Linked DNA regions of Mus musculus: region 1 is linked to region 2. Evidence: chromatin contacts called from ENCODE POLR2A ChIA-PET data. All regions are on one chromosome and are shown on one strand. Each heading gives the region's core, a stretch centred on a gene start or an enhancer-like site at or near the end of the contact. The rest is flanking DNA. Distances are from core to core; before and after follow the strand shown.

Region 1 (7,148 bases), core at 453-2,952, 380 kb after region 2:
TAATAATAATAATAATAAAAGGGGTGTTCGGTTTAGGGGCTTTTTGTTGTTGTTTACCAAGGTCAGATACGAAACGGGTTTATTTTTAAAGGAAGATCACCGCCCCCCTCCTGCTGCCCCCGTTGGGCCATTGGGAGTCGCAGAATCCGAGTCCCCGAGACGTGGCATTCTCGCCCGTGAACTGGAAAAAGACTCCTTCAAAACAAGATTTGGTTTCATTTTCCAACGCCCGGGCCTGGGAATACCGATGCCCGGAGAACGTGGCTTGGTGTGGAGGATTTGGGGATCATCAGAGAAGAAAGAAGGGGTCTCCAAAGATCTCAATTCTACCCTAGCTTTGTGACCCACACACCCCCAAAATAACCTACAAAGGAAAAAAAATAACTTAACAGCGCGGGCCAGCGGAGGGGCGCCTCCCCAGCATCGGGTAAACCCTCCTGTAAGTCCTATTTAAGCTGTTTGTTTAAAAGATCTGTCGCTTTCCTGTTCCCGAGGGGGTAGGGAGGTCTCAGAGAGCCCACCCTTCCCTCCCTGACTACCAGCCCCAGGCTACTCTAGACCCCCTGGTTCCGGGAGAACCGGGGCGCTCTAGCAGACGGAGACTAAGCCACAGCTCCCGGGTGACCAGCCGCCCTACGCCCAGACCCAAAAGTCCTCTTCCCCCAACTTTGCTAAGGACGCCTATTTTAACGTGGCTTTGGTTACAACACCCCCTCTTCCTCTCGCCCGCCCTCGCTCTTTATCAGGCTCTGGTTACCAGAATCGCGTTTACTTTTGAAAAAATCTAGGATCGTCACAGCCCGGGATACTTGTCTCAAAGGCGCCAGGAGCTTCCCGCATACACTTAAAGATAATATTCATTAAAGGCAGCGTTTTGAAAAAGGCAGAGCCCAGGCGCCCCACTTTAAGGAAGTCGGGGTGAAGCCCTACGGAGCAGCCTTTGCCATGGTCGAGAAGCTGGCGTGGCTATCTGCGGGGTTCCACTGCGTCCTTCTCTACTTTTCCCCTCTTAAATGCAGCTAAAATGGCTGAATTCCGGCTTTTAATTAAAAACAGCCTATAATCGAAACCGTCTCGGCGTCCCCGGGCTAGCCCGCCGCCTGCCGGGAACCAAGTAGGGAACCGCCGCCCTCGGCGGTGCTGCAGACTGAGAGCTCGGGTGGGAGTCCAAGGCGCAGCGATGCGTCCTCTCCCCCTGATCCCTGCCCTCCGCTTCCCTTCTGGGGACCCCGACTGTTTCGGGGACCTTCTGCTTTGCGGACCCAAGGGGTACGCTGCACAAGTTCGGGGAGCATCGGGGCCCGGAGCGTACCTGGCGCGGCGGGGCTCCGGGCTCCAGGCTCCGACGGCGACTCCGGCAACCGCCGCGGTTCCTGGCGCGGCTAGGCGCCCGTACTGCCCGCCATCCCTCGGCCGCCGCTCCCCTCCGCCACCCGCAGCCGCCTCACACTTTTTGCCCGCCTTTCCTTTTTTTGGTAGAAAACCGCTCCCCGGGCCGGGCGCGCGGCGCGCCAACTCCTCCGCCCTCCCGCGGCCCCGCTCCCGCAGCCCCCGGAAAAGCCAGCTTTCCTCCCGCCGAGCTCCCCGCTTTTTAATAAAATCCAGGTAGCGCCGGTTTAAAGAATCCCAAATCTCCATATACAGCCCGGGATTGGAAAAGGTACATTACACAACCCCCCTTTCAAGTTCCTCTCGCTGGATCTAAAAAAAAAAAAAAAAAAAAAAAAGCGAAGGGGGGGCTTAAGGGGGACGGGGGAGGGGAGCCTCGCAGGCGAAGAAACACGCATTGTTCCCGGGTGCCCGCCCCCCCCTTCGGGCCAGCCCCCGGCCGCAGCGCATTGGTCCCGCTCGCCGCCCATCACGCGCATGTAAACACCTTGGCCCTCAGCCATTCCTATAAAACCAATTACGGACCTCGGGGCTCCAGCAGTTTCCAGGCTCCCCACGGCGGGGCTGAATGATCAAAACTGGTGGTGAGAATTTTTCCGAGCCGTTTCTAGGCAGCCCTCCCCCACACCAGCTCCAGCAGACCCCCCCCTTCTTTCTCCTTCTCCCTCCCCCCACATCCCAGCCCCTCCTCCTGCGTCTGGGCTGAGTGATCAAAATAGAGGAAGATGGTTGTCGCCGCAATCCCGGGCATTGCAAGGCCTCCTGTCAGCTTCCTTCTTCGGGAGGAGGTGACAAGCTAGCCGGGAAGAGCCGGGAACCGGCGAGCTGCTCATTGCGCCCGCGCCCGGCGCTCCCTCTCTAGGGTGCCACTCCAAAGAGCGAGGTTCAGACGAAAAATAACAAGGCCTGCTTCTCTCTCGCTTGCTCGCTCACTCTCGCCTTTTAAAATAAAGCAGCGATTCATTCCCTTTCCCCCTAGCAGTCGCGGTCGGGTGGGGTGGGCAGGCAGGCGACAAGGCCTTTTTTTTTTCCTTTTGCCCCTGCCTGCGGGTCCCCTCCCTGAAACGCGGTGTCAGAAGGCTTTACTGATTAATATTTTGGACAGGCCGCGGCGGTCGGCAGCGGTGAGTTGCATCTTATAAAAGGTTCCTATAGAAACCCGGGCTGTGGGGCTCTGCGGCCGAGTGCGCACCGCGCGCCCCTCCCCAAAGCCCCTTTTGGCGTGGGCGCCCCTCCTTCCCCCTTTCCCCGCCAAGAAAAACCAGAGCAGAAAAAAGGATTAGATCGGCGGAACGCGAGCTGAATCCCTCTCGGTTCTGACATTTCAGCCCTATTAGCATTTCTCCACGGGGCCTTCTGAAACCTATTAAGGTGTAATATTAAAAACCTCTTGGCTGGGGGCCTCTCTCGCCTTCCATCCGCCGCGCCCCCTCCAGGGAGGGCGAGACCGGGAAAGGGAAAAAAAAAAATCTGTTGAGCTCAGAGGAAGCAAGCCAAGCCCAAAAGTGCTTGGCTGGCCACGGCGGCCAGAGGGGGAGGGGAGCACTAATCCCCCAGACTTTGTACTTTTATTTTGCTCTTTCAGCAAAAAAAAAAAAAAAAAAAAAAAAAAAACTTTCGAAGTTAAGTGGCAGGGAGCCGCCGACGGCAGTCTACCTGACTGGGGACCCAGGGAGTGTGATCCTTGCCGAAGGGACCCGTTCTAAAGGGTGGGGAGATCCCCTGCACCCTCTCGGAGCCCGAGCCCAGCTAGGCATTACCTACCCTGGAAAGGAAGCTTGGAAAGACAGAGAGCCTTGCAGATCCTACCTCGAGAGCAACTATAGGGTTTTAATTAAAACAAAAGAAGCCCGCTCTTTCGCCCTGCTCTGCGGACTCAGCGTTTTCCTGCTGCTGCTATTTTTTTTTTAAGAAAATCCATTTTTAAGGCAATTTTTGAGAGTTTTTTTTTAATGAGCTAGTTAGTGCTCATCCGTTCTATTTTTCTTTCCTCCACTTTTAGAAGGAAAAAAAAAGAGGGAAGATTCGAGAGAGAGCTGGGGGTGTCTAATTTAATTCCAGGATAAATTTGAAGGGGGGAAAAAATTCAGCCTCTTGAGAGCAGTTTCAAGTTGCCCTTCCTGGAGCTTTCTGGGCTGGTTTCTAGGCTGCCCTCTTTTAGAAGCTGGAGCTCGGTGGGGGGAGGAGAGAGGAGGGAGAAGAGAGAGGGAGAGGGAGAGAAAAGAACGAAAATAGCCGGAGCTGAGGGGAACTGAGCGGCGGTGTCCGCGCGCTCGGAGCTGGGCGACGGGGTCTCAGTGGCAGCCAGGGGCGACCGGAGGCGACCGGTGCTGCCCGGGGACCGGCAGGAGCAAAGACGGAGAGAGGGGGGTTAGAGAAAGGAGGTATTGTGTCTGTGTGCCTTAGGGGAGGGGGGGAGTTGATTGCAAGAAATAAAATAAATGCTGTTAAGCTGCGAGGGCTTCTGGAAACAAGAGAGAAACGGGCTGAGGGGGTGGGGGGCGCCTAGTGCCCTTGAGTCTTATCCAGAGGCCTTTGTGGGTTCCTAGTTAAACCCTCCCACGCCTCAGTCGCTCGCTTTCCCCCACCCCCCAACGCCCTCCAATATTCAGAGCGCAGGCCCTGGTCTCCCCCCAACCCCCTCATCCCTCCCGGGATCCAGAATGTTTTTCTTATTTTAATACAGCTCAAGAAAAAATATGTATCTTGAGAGAGTCGGAGTGGGGTGGGGGGATTGTGCAAAAGGCTTGCGGGGTTGGAAAAAAACAAAGGCCTGTTTTTATAAATGTTTAATGTTTTCACCCCTGGATGCTCCAAGACGCCGTAATTGTGACGGCGGGGTATGTGTGCCATAAATCATTTAGCTGCTAATAAAAAATTATTCCAATTTGCCCCGGATTTGCCGATGGCGTTTGCATTTTTCAAGTGTGCGCCCCGTCGGCGTGGCATACCGACCGACCCAGAGTTTCATTAGGGCTGAGGTTGGGGCGGAACTCGACCCGCTCCCCTCTGGAATGTACGGCTCGGCTCCCCAGTCCCCTCTCGACCTGCCACTCGGCCCTCAGGCCACCGGGTGCGCTGAACCTGGGGAACGGTGGCCCCGATCCCTGGCCCCCGGGAGGGGAACACTGAGCAAACCCCTGCAACTCTCAAGGCTGCCAAGTACAACGTGCGGTGCACAGGCCAGGTCTCCTTGTCCCTGTGTCCCCCACATTTAACAGTGGTCGGGAGCCATGTTGGGGCGTGGGGACATTTCTAGAGAAGCAGAGGCTACACTACACCACCACTTCAGAGAGTCTCCAGGTCTGGGGAAATAACCTCCAAGCCGGGCTGGGCCACACTTTATCTACAAAAGCCCTGTATATTCGTCCTGAAACTGAGCTGGAGACAACCGCAGGGACCAAGAGTCCAAGCGCCATCTTCCGCGTCCCATCCCCCACGCTTGTTTACCCGGTGGGATCCGTGGCCAGAAAAATTCTGTTGACGCAGTGTGTGTGTGTGTGTGTGTGTGTGTGTGTGTGTGTGTGTTGTACTGACTGGAGAGAAAATCGTGGGGGACCTCCGCGAAGTCCAAGGACGCAATTCCCGGGCAACCCACCGGGTTGGCCTGCCTGGTCCGGCATGGTTGTCCCCGGACACTCCTGAGGCTTTTGGTGTATTCTTCCAGATACCCGGTCCAGGTCTGGAAGCTCTGGACGAGTCCCCGCGGACAAAACTCAAAGCTCTTTGTTGTAAAACCAGAGGACAGGCCAACCTTGAGTGCGGCTGCCTTCCCTGCGGTGCGCCTTTGTCCGGCTCCAGGGAACCCCGCGCTCCCCTCACTTCTGCCCCACGAAAGCTTGAACCCTCATCTTCTACAATCCGGAGGTTGTTAGCCGTGTGGACAGGTTTCCACCATGCCCCTCCATCAGGGGAACAGGGCGCAGGAGGGTGGGGAATACAAAAAGAAAAAAAAAGAAAAGCTAGTTTTCATTCAGGTGACCTTCTCTATCGGTTGCCGTGAACCAGCTCTCCCAGGGAGTGGAACTCCACTGGAGACTAAGTGACCGGGACGCTAAGAGAAAGCCAGTTTGTGCCTCCGGCGATGCCACCATAGAGTGTAAGGCGGTTGTTTCCGTAGATCCTAAATCCGGCTGCCCCGGAGCTCCTGGCCGGGGCGCCACTAAAACCCGGAGAGGCCATGCCGGGCCCAGCCACGCTCGCAGTCTCTCGCTGCGGCTGGCCCATCAGCAGCTGGGTATCCTGGAGTTCATCCAGCCAAGGGTAGCCCACACCCGCCAACAAAATCAAGGATGTGGTGCCAGAGCCTTGCACACCACCTCGGTCCCCAGCGGGCAACTCGCAGCCCAGGGGCGGTGGCACCAGGCCACTTCGGATTTCTGCTCCTCTCAGCCCCGCCTCCGACCCTGGCCTCCTCCTCCGGCCCGGGTCGGGTCTTACATTCCACTGTCTGGCTTGAGATGCATTTGGTGCGCAGGGAGCGGCTAGGGTCATAAATCTGCACTCTGGCCCTCCTCCCCGAGGCAGGGCCAGGCACTCTTCTCTCCTTGGTCATGGCCTGAGGACCCCGAGACCACGCAGGGAAGCCAGCCAGGAGCTTCCCCATTCGCCAAAGAGAGGGAACTGCCTCACCCACACAGTGCCAGCATCGGGAGTATCGGGCCTCACAGATCACCGGCAGCTGGGGTACGGGGTCTGGGCCCAGGCACTTTCTTTAGTATAGTTCAATGAGGCTGGGGTGGCTGTGAGGTCATTTATGCCAAGAAGGAGGACCTCTAGACCCCGTATTAATCTCAGGCCCTTTACAAGAGATCTACTTTGGGGGAGGGAGCATACAAGAACCGATCAAAGTGGCTACAGGCATGGTATTTGGAGACAGGACCTTCCCTTGCCTCCTTGCCAAGGACACCCCGAAACGCCTCCTTTGGGTCCGGTTTTCCCGAGCCCACCACGCGCCTTGATTCTCAGAACCGAACCATCCAGAAAGCAGGCATTGGTCATCTGGCGATGGCGGCCATAGCGTGACTGTTAAACCTAAGGGGGGTGGGAGGGAGGGCGAACTACCCAAGGGAGTGTATTTGCGGTTTCTAACGTCTCATGCTACAAGAATTTTCTTTGCCAAAGGGGCAGGCAACAGACGATTATGCTGGTCCCTGTGAGTGCATGGGGCTCAGGGTGGGGACAGCTGCACGGGGGGGGGGGGGGGGGCAAGCATTTACCCTCTCGGTTGCTTCTCTGTGTGTCAGATGCGAGGTGCAGGGATATGGAAACCTTGCTCTCACCCACGGAGCTCTTAGATTCCCAACGATGTCTCAAAAGCACTTTTAGAGGAGCCGAGGGCTTTGGGCCCGGCGCAGAGAAATGTGAGCACTGACCCGCGTAGTAGCCGAGCAGCAAGAGGCTGTAGATCCACATTCCCGGGCTAGCAGTCCCTGCAAGGCCCCAACGAAGCGCCTCGGAAAAACAACAAAGCTTTGCCAGTTTCATCCAAGGTTAAACTCCACCGCAAGCATTTTTCTTTTTCTTTCTTCTTCCTATTTTTTTTCCCTCCCTCCCCGGAATCAGAGCGATAGCGTTACTGCAAAGAAACCGCAAATAAATCAGCTCCTCGGCAGCCGCTTTAGAGCTGCGGTGACCTTGGGGGGGATGTTTTCCTGCTAGACCCGTCCCAGAACTGGCGTGGGGGAGGGGGCCAGTGCCAACCCACCCCCCCCTCCACACACACACACCCCTAGAGAAACAGAAGAGGAGGTGGCCAA
Region 2 (6,917 bases), core at 4,211-6,710:
TTCTCACATCCACAGCCTGTTCTCCAGGATCCTGTCTGCTGTGCACTCAGGCATCCACCACAGTGACAGGCTCTGTCTGGTAGCTGTGGTAATTCTAAAGTGCAGGCTCTTGCTTTGACTTGAGGATCCTTGCACCCTCCCAGCAGAGGGTGGGGTAGCATCCCTGCTCCCTGTCTTTAGAAAGGAAGGAAGAAGCAGAGGAGATCTGTTACCATGTCAACCTTGGTGCAGACCTTGGGTTGACCAGGTGTGTCATGTGCACACATGCACTGTGTGCGCTGCCCTGTTCCTTCAGTGCAGGCATTCTCAAGTTACCCTCAGCCAGCTCAGCTTACCCGCCGGCGGCTTCCAGTCAGGCCCCTTCCTTAGGCACTGAGTTTGGACCCCCACAGCTGTCATCAGACACGTGCTAGATGGCTTGTAGACGCTTGCTTGCAGACGTGTAGAGCTGACAGTGCACAGACACAAGAAGTCATCTTAGAAAACGTGACTGATGGGTTCTCCCAGTCCAAATACCGATGGAGGAGCTGGAGTAGACAGCTTGGTGGGTAAAGTGCTCGAGGTACAAGCACTAGGGCCTGGGTTTGATCTTCAGAATACACACACACACACACACACACACACACACACACACACACACACGCCAGGCATAACGGCATATACTTGTAATCAAAGCACTGGGGGGCTAGAGTCAGAAGGACCCCCTAGCCTCACTGGCAGCCATCTTAGCCTCTAAGCAAGCCTAGCTCCTCTAAGCTGAGGTGGGGAGTGCCTGAGGAATGACCCCCAGGGTGACGTCTGCCCTCCCCACACGTGTATACCGCTACCCCCATGCATGGACTTGCACAAACCAAATGTCTAGAAGTGTTCCTGGGCCTGGCTGTGAGATGCTAAGTGGGGTAGAGATGACATCAGATGCGTGCTTTAGAGTGGGGCTTGCTGTGTATCCCGGGCTACCACGGACTCGTCCTGTGCCTTACCCGGGCCTCAGATTCTTTCTCTTCTTTTCTCCTTTGGTTTCAAGCTGTGTATATTTATGCCATATGTGTGGGAGCACAGAGACAGGCAGACCCTGAGCTTGCCAGCCAGGCAGCCTAGCTCAGCATGAGCCTCTGGCCCCCGCATGCCCACACTTCATGCACACACACAAGATTAGAAATTAGAAGGTGTGCTCAGCAAATCATGCCCATTTCTTAGAGATGGGAAAGATGCCCACCTTGTCTCAGCATATGGTGTGGTCTTTGGAATGGGAGGGGCTTCCCTGGCTGCTCAGAGTCAGATTAGTCTGTCTGTCTGTCTGTCTGCCTGCCACTCAATAGACATACCAGGCTCTAGGCTTGTAAGCCTTGAGTTTAGTGAGAAGCCAATTAAAGAACACAACACTCACACACACACATATGCATGCATATGTACACTCATACATTTGCTGGCTCTCTCTCTCTCTCTCTCTCTCTCACACACACACACACACACACACACTCCCTGTCTGTGGAGTATCCCTCTACCTTTGTGAGGTGGCATCTGTTTATACTTTGAAGAAATTGGCCTTTAAAATCTTGGCATAAGCTGGACATGGTGGTGTGTGCCAGTCATCCCAGCACCCAGGAGACGAGAATCTCAAGGCTCCAGGCCCATCTGGAGCACACAGTGAGACCGTGTCTTCTAATGAATTAATGAATGAGGGAAAAATGAATGAATGAGTGAAATCCACAAAAATGGGGCAGGATGCTTTTAGCTGTTTGCCACTGGGGTCAGGAACCACAGTCACTGTCACCTCTGCAATCCTGGCACATGGAAACGCCGAGAGTGTGTCTTGGTGGCACCTGTCTAGAGATATTTATATCTTTTGCTCACAGGCCAGGCACAGATGATGCCAGAGTTCCAGGAGTACCATTCTGACACTGACAGGAGCCCCCGAAAGCTTCCGAGTGGTGCCCCTGCCCTGTGGGTGGTGGGACTTCAGTTCCTGTGCCCGGTGACTTTGTACCTGACCAGCCGATATCCTCCCTTTGCAGATGCACCTTCCGGTTCCCGAGCACGGCCATCAAGATCCAGTTCACATCGCTATACCATAAAGAGGAGGCCCCAGCATCGCCCCTGCGGCCACTCTACCCACAGATCTCCCCACTGAAGATCCACATTCCGGAGCCGGATCTCCGGAGCCTCGTCAGCCCCATCCCTTCCCCAACCGGCACCATCAGGTAAGCAGGCTCTTTTGAGTGCACCAGGGGGCTGGAGATGGAGCTGGACTGGGAGATAATCCTGCAAGGGAAAGTCACCTTTAAGTCACCGCCCATCCAGGTTGCAGATGTATGAGTTAGGGTCTCCTAAAGCAAATAGAATAGGTGTGTGGCCCAGTCCTGTAAACACAGTGCTCCAAAGCCTGAAGCAGGAGGATCGTCAGTGTACCGCCAGCCAGGGCTACATGGGCATTCAGGGACATCCTGGCCCCTCAGTGAGAGAGACCTTATCTGCAGAGCACATAGGCTGGGACAAGCTCAGTTGGTAGAGTGCTTATGTGGGCCCTGGGTTCACTTCCCAGGACATCATAAACTGGGCATGGCAGAGTGTGCTTATGATCTTGGAGGCAGGGGAAGAGAGGTTATGGTCATCTTCTGCTATGTAGTGAGTTCGAGGCCAAGCTAGGCTACCAGAGACCCTGTCTCAAAATAGACAGGGTAGGGGATTTGGATTCTGGCCGGTGTTTTTCGATGAAGCAGGATTCCCTCTTGCTCCCTCACGTGTCGTGATGCTTCTGAAAGTACGGTGCCACCTGTCAGGGCCGCAGCCGTGGTACCTCTGAGCTCTGTGGCTTCCTCCCCGACTTGTGACACAGGCCAGCCCTGTACACGTGGCCGACGTGGCCGGAACTCTTATGACTGTAACAGGAGTGGTACACTCCTTGCGGGGCAGGACTGTGGGAACCCACAAAACCTTGAGAGTTCCTCTCAGCAAAGCCAGAGTTGTGCTGTCCCTGAGCCCTGGCCACGGGTCACTCCTACAGGTATCCTCACTCAGTCCCCAAAGTTACGCCTCCTCCTTCTCCAGGGCCATGCTTGACGCTAGCTTTTTATTTAAAAGCTTTCTTATTTTTCCAGTGCTAGGAACCAAACCCAGGCTTTTACGCATAATAGGTGTGCTGGCTGGTTCTGTGTTAATAGAGTGTTTCTGTGTTCCAGAGGCAGGCAAGCTTGGTAGTGTAAGACTCACCCAGGTGGTATGGTTTTGAAAGCACGCAGGGGTCATGGAGAGCAGCTGAGGCTGGGCACTGGGAGAGGCCCCGAGAGGCCATTGGTGAAGGTGCAGCCTCAGTGGTAGTTGAAGGCCCAGGACTGCAGGGGTCATGCAAAGAATCTGAGGCTTGGGGGCTGGAGAGATGTCTCAATGGTTTTAAGAGCACCGACTGCTCTCCCAGAGGCCCTGAGTTCAATTCCCAGCACCCACATGGTGGCTCACAACCATCTGTAATAGAATCTGATGCCCTCTTCTGGTGTGTCTGAAGACAGCTACACTGTACTCGTATACATAAAATAAATAAATAAATCTTTAAAAAGAAAAAAGAAAAAGTTGAGACTTGGCACCAGGAAGAGAGCCTATGAGAGGCCGTTGGTGAAAGTGCAGCCTAGCTGCAGCGAGAGACCCCAGTGGTTTTGGAGATGCCAGTGCCTTGGGCTGACACCCAAGGTCAGCAGCCGCAGTGGGGTCGGCGGCAGCCGCAGCGGAGCCAGCCAGAGCCTAGGAGACAAGCTGTGTGCTGCAGAGAGCGGGCAGTCAGAGAGGAGCCCAGAAGATAGTGAGTGAGTGGACCCCCAAAGCAAACACCCAGTTGTTTACGCTCTTGGAGTTGGGCTGTGCTTTGTTCTGGTTGTGGCTGTGCCCTGGTTCTTCCCTTTTGAAGAAGGTATTTCATTTCATTTTTATTTTTACAGGAGCCCACAGCTGAAAGACTTTGAACTTTCTAAAAGATATTTTGGATTTTTAGGGAGACTGGATATTTTAAAGAGACTGAAATTTGAATGTGTAAAGTTTTGAGTTTGTAAAGACAGTGGGGCTTTTAAAGTTAATTATGTTTTTAATGTGATATCTTGGGGATGAATAAGAAAGGAAGGGTTGTGGCTTAGTAGTGATGTGTTTGTGTGTTAAGTCAAGGAATCAGTTGTACTGGCTGGGTTTGTGTCGACTTGACACACGCTAGAGCCAACAGAGAGGAAGGAGCCTCTGTTGAGGAAATGCCTCCATGAGATTCAGCTGTAAGGCATTTTCTCAATTAGTGATAGAGTACATTGTGGGTGGGGCTATCCTTGGGCTGGTGGTCCTGGGTTCTATAGGAAAGCAGGTTGAGGAAGCCCTGGGGAACAAGGTAGTAAGCAGCGCCCCTCCATGGCTTCTGCATCAGCTCCCGCCTCTAGGATCCTGCCCTCGTTGAGTTCAGTGGTGAACAGCAATATGAAAGTGTACACCAGATACACCCCCTTTTGCCTGAACTTGCTTTTTGGTCATGGTGTTTTGTAGTACCAATAGTATAACCTTAACTAAGACGCTAAGACTCTTTTCTCTGTCTGTAATGAGACACCATGACCAAGGCAACTTATAAAATTTAATTTAATTAGGGGCTTGCTTACAGTCTCAGAGGGTGAGTCCATGACTCCTGGTTGAGGGGCTGGAAGCAGGCATGGCACTGGGCGGCAACTAGATGTGCAGGCAGGAGGGGCAGATGGGGGACAGCTGGACCTGATGCGGGCTTTGAAGCCTTGAAGCCCATCCCTAGTGGCATACTTTGTAATCCTTCCTGAACATTCCACCACCTGGGGACCACTAATTCCAATACATGACCTGTCTCTAGGAGCCATTCTTACTTGAAGCAGCACACTGGCTTAGGGACTTTGCCACTGAGGCATATCCACAACCTCGCCCCCAGCTGGTTGCTATGGAAGCTTCCGGATGCTCAAGCTGGCCTGGAACCGTTGGGCCTCCTACCTTGGTCAGCTGGGATCCCAGCTGGGCAGCCCCACACTTGGCTGGAGTTGGATCCTTTTAAAGTTTATACATAAGGGAGATTTTTATTCTCAGTTCTGGAGGTTCAAGGTCAGGGGATGACATCTGAAGATGTCCTTCCTCCTGGTGGAAACCAAAGATGGTTAAGAGTATCAGCAGGGATAAGTGTGAGCACACACTGCACTTGAACACACATACGTGTGTGTATATGTGTATGGGTCCCTTGGTTTGTCTTGGTGAACTTATTTTGTTTCCTACCATGTAATGTCTGTACACGGGTCCTTTGGAGTCCGTCCTCTTTCCTGACGCTGGCGACAGGTACAGCCTGGGAATCTGCAAGCCCAGAGCTGAGGTGGAGAGCCAGCCCATTGTTGTTCTGGACATGTGGACTGTGGGTTGTGTCTCCTGGGTAGGACACACCATAGCTGCTTCCCACAGCAGCCGCCCACATCTTCCAGGCTGTGAAGCCTGCAGTGATGGCAAAGGCCGCGGAAGGAAGGCGGTGGTGAGAGTTGACAGCCAGCCTGTGCTCAGCACCCGCCGCGTGTCCTTCAGCCATTGATTTCATCAGAGACTGCTTCTTCCCAGCTTCTTTTCAGTCTGGGAGCCTCCCTGTTCTTAAGACCCACATTCCAAACGCATGAGCATGTCTTCCAGGTGCTGAACTTGGACGGGGCCCCAGGCCGGTCCCCTTAGAGGTCAGGGCAGTCAGAGCAGTCGGGAGGCCCTGTGTGGGCGACTTGTTCTGATACTGTTTCTTTTGTAAGCTATATTGATGTATGTATGTATGTATGTATGTATGTATGTATGTATTTGTTGGGAGGGGCATGTGAAGGTCAGAGAACAGCCTGTGGGAGTCTTTGCTCTCCTTCCCACCAGCTCGACTGCAAGCACCTTTACCCTCAGGGCCGCCCGAGCCCCTGATTTGCTTTTTGAGACGGGGTCTCACTGCAGTGAGGCTGGTTCAGAACTCAGTTTGTTACCCAGGCTTGCCTGAAACTTGCAGTAATCTTCCTGACTCAGCCTCCCAGATGCTGGGATTGCAGGTGCAGGTGTTTGTTTATATAAAATGAATGATTCAGTCACTGAGAGACTGAGGGTTCCTCACAAAGCCCCTCCCACCAGTGGTTCTTGTCACCTATTGCTGGGGCTCCTGGCTTCCCAACAGTTAAGAAAGTTGTAGCCTTTCTGTTATTTACATGGGAAATCATGTGGCTTTGAGCAAGCACACGACACTCACATGAGAAACAGGTGGGGCAGCCCTAAAAGCATGTTCAGGGCCAGCCTGGGCTACTGAGTAGGACCAAAATGAGCCTGGGCAACAAGTGGTACCCTGTCATCCTGTAATAAGAAGAGGACCTGGATGAGTTCAGGGGTAGACACTTTAGGGGCCTGAAAGGGGCCCTAGGTTAGCCCGGCATGGCATGGTGGCACACACCTGAAATCCCAGCACTTGGGAGCTGAGGCCAGAGGGTCACATCAAGGCCAGCCGGCTACGTTATTTGTTATAGAAACACCAGGACTATATAGTGAGGCCTCATCTCCAAACAAACAAACAAACAAACAAAGGCTCTTGGTTCAATATCCAGTACTAGGTAGGGTACGTGATTGTGGGATTGAATAGTGTAGTTTTTTGTGTTGTTTGTTTGTTTTTGAGACAGGATCTCACTTTGTAACTCTGGAATTCACTACATAGGCTGGCCTCAATTATCCTGTGTGCGTCTGCCTCCCCAGAGCTGGGGCTAAAGGCACAAGCATGCCTGGCTTCAACGTTTCTCATTGACAATACAAAGAAAAAGTGGTGCGTGCTGGGAGTGGGGCTGGTTGGTGGAGCGCTGCTTGCCAAGAAAGCCTGCAAGATCCTGAGCACTGATAACAGCAGACGCAGTGGCCCATGGCAGCCCCAGCTCTGGGCAGGTGGA

What was found. ChIA-PET counts read pairs that join two places held with the same protein, here RNA polymerase II (POLR2A).
Region 1: POLR2A ChIA-PET joins it to region 2 with 11 read pairs in Patski. The contact joins the promoter of Tnrc18 here to the enhancer-like site in region 2. POLR2A ChIA-PET finds 5 or more read pairs at or near these places in 2 of 5 experiments (Patski and embryonic stem cell).

Annotation. Positions count from the first base shown.
Region 1 is chr5:142,815,960-142,823,107 of GRCm38, forward strand. It overlaps Tnrc18 (trinucleotide repeat containing 18), which reads right to left and starts at 1,703. Exons shown (of 28, transcript NM_001122730.3): 1 at 1,313-1,703. Gm31365 (a long non-coding RNA gene) reads left to right here. Exons shown (of 3, transcript XR_377182.4): 3 at 1-33.
Region 2 is chr5:142,433,126-142,440,042 of GRCm38, forward strand. Foxk1 (forkhead box K1) reads left to right here. Exons shown (of 9, transcript NM_199068.2): 2 at 2,016-2,201. Among named protein-coding and RNA genes, the nearest start is that of Ap5z1, 27 kb to the right of the region's middle. Within about 2 kb of position 5,461, at least 1 of the 3 ENCODE cell types and tissues checked has a DNase peak (open chromatin) inside an H3K27ac peak, as active enhancers do.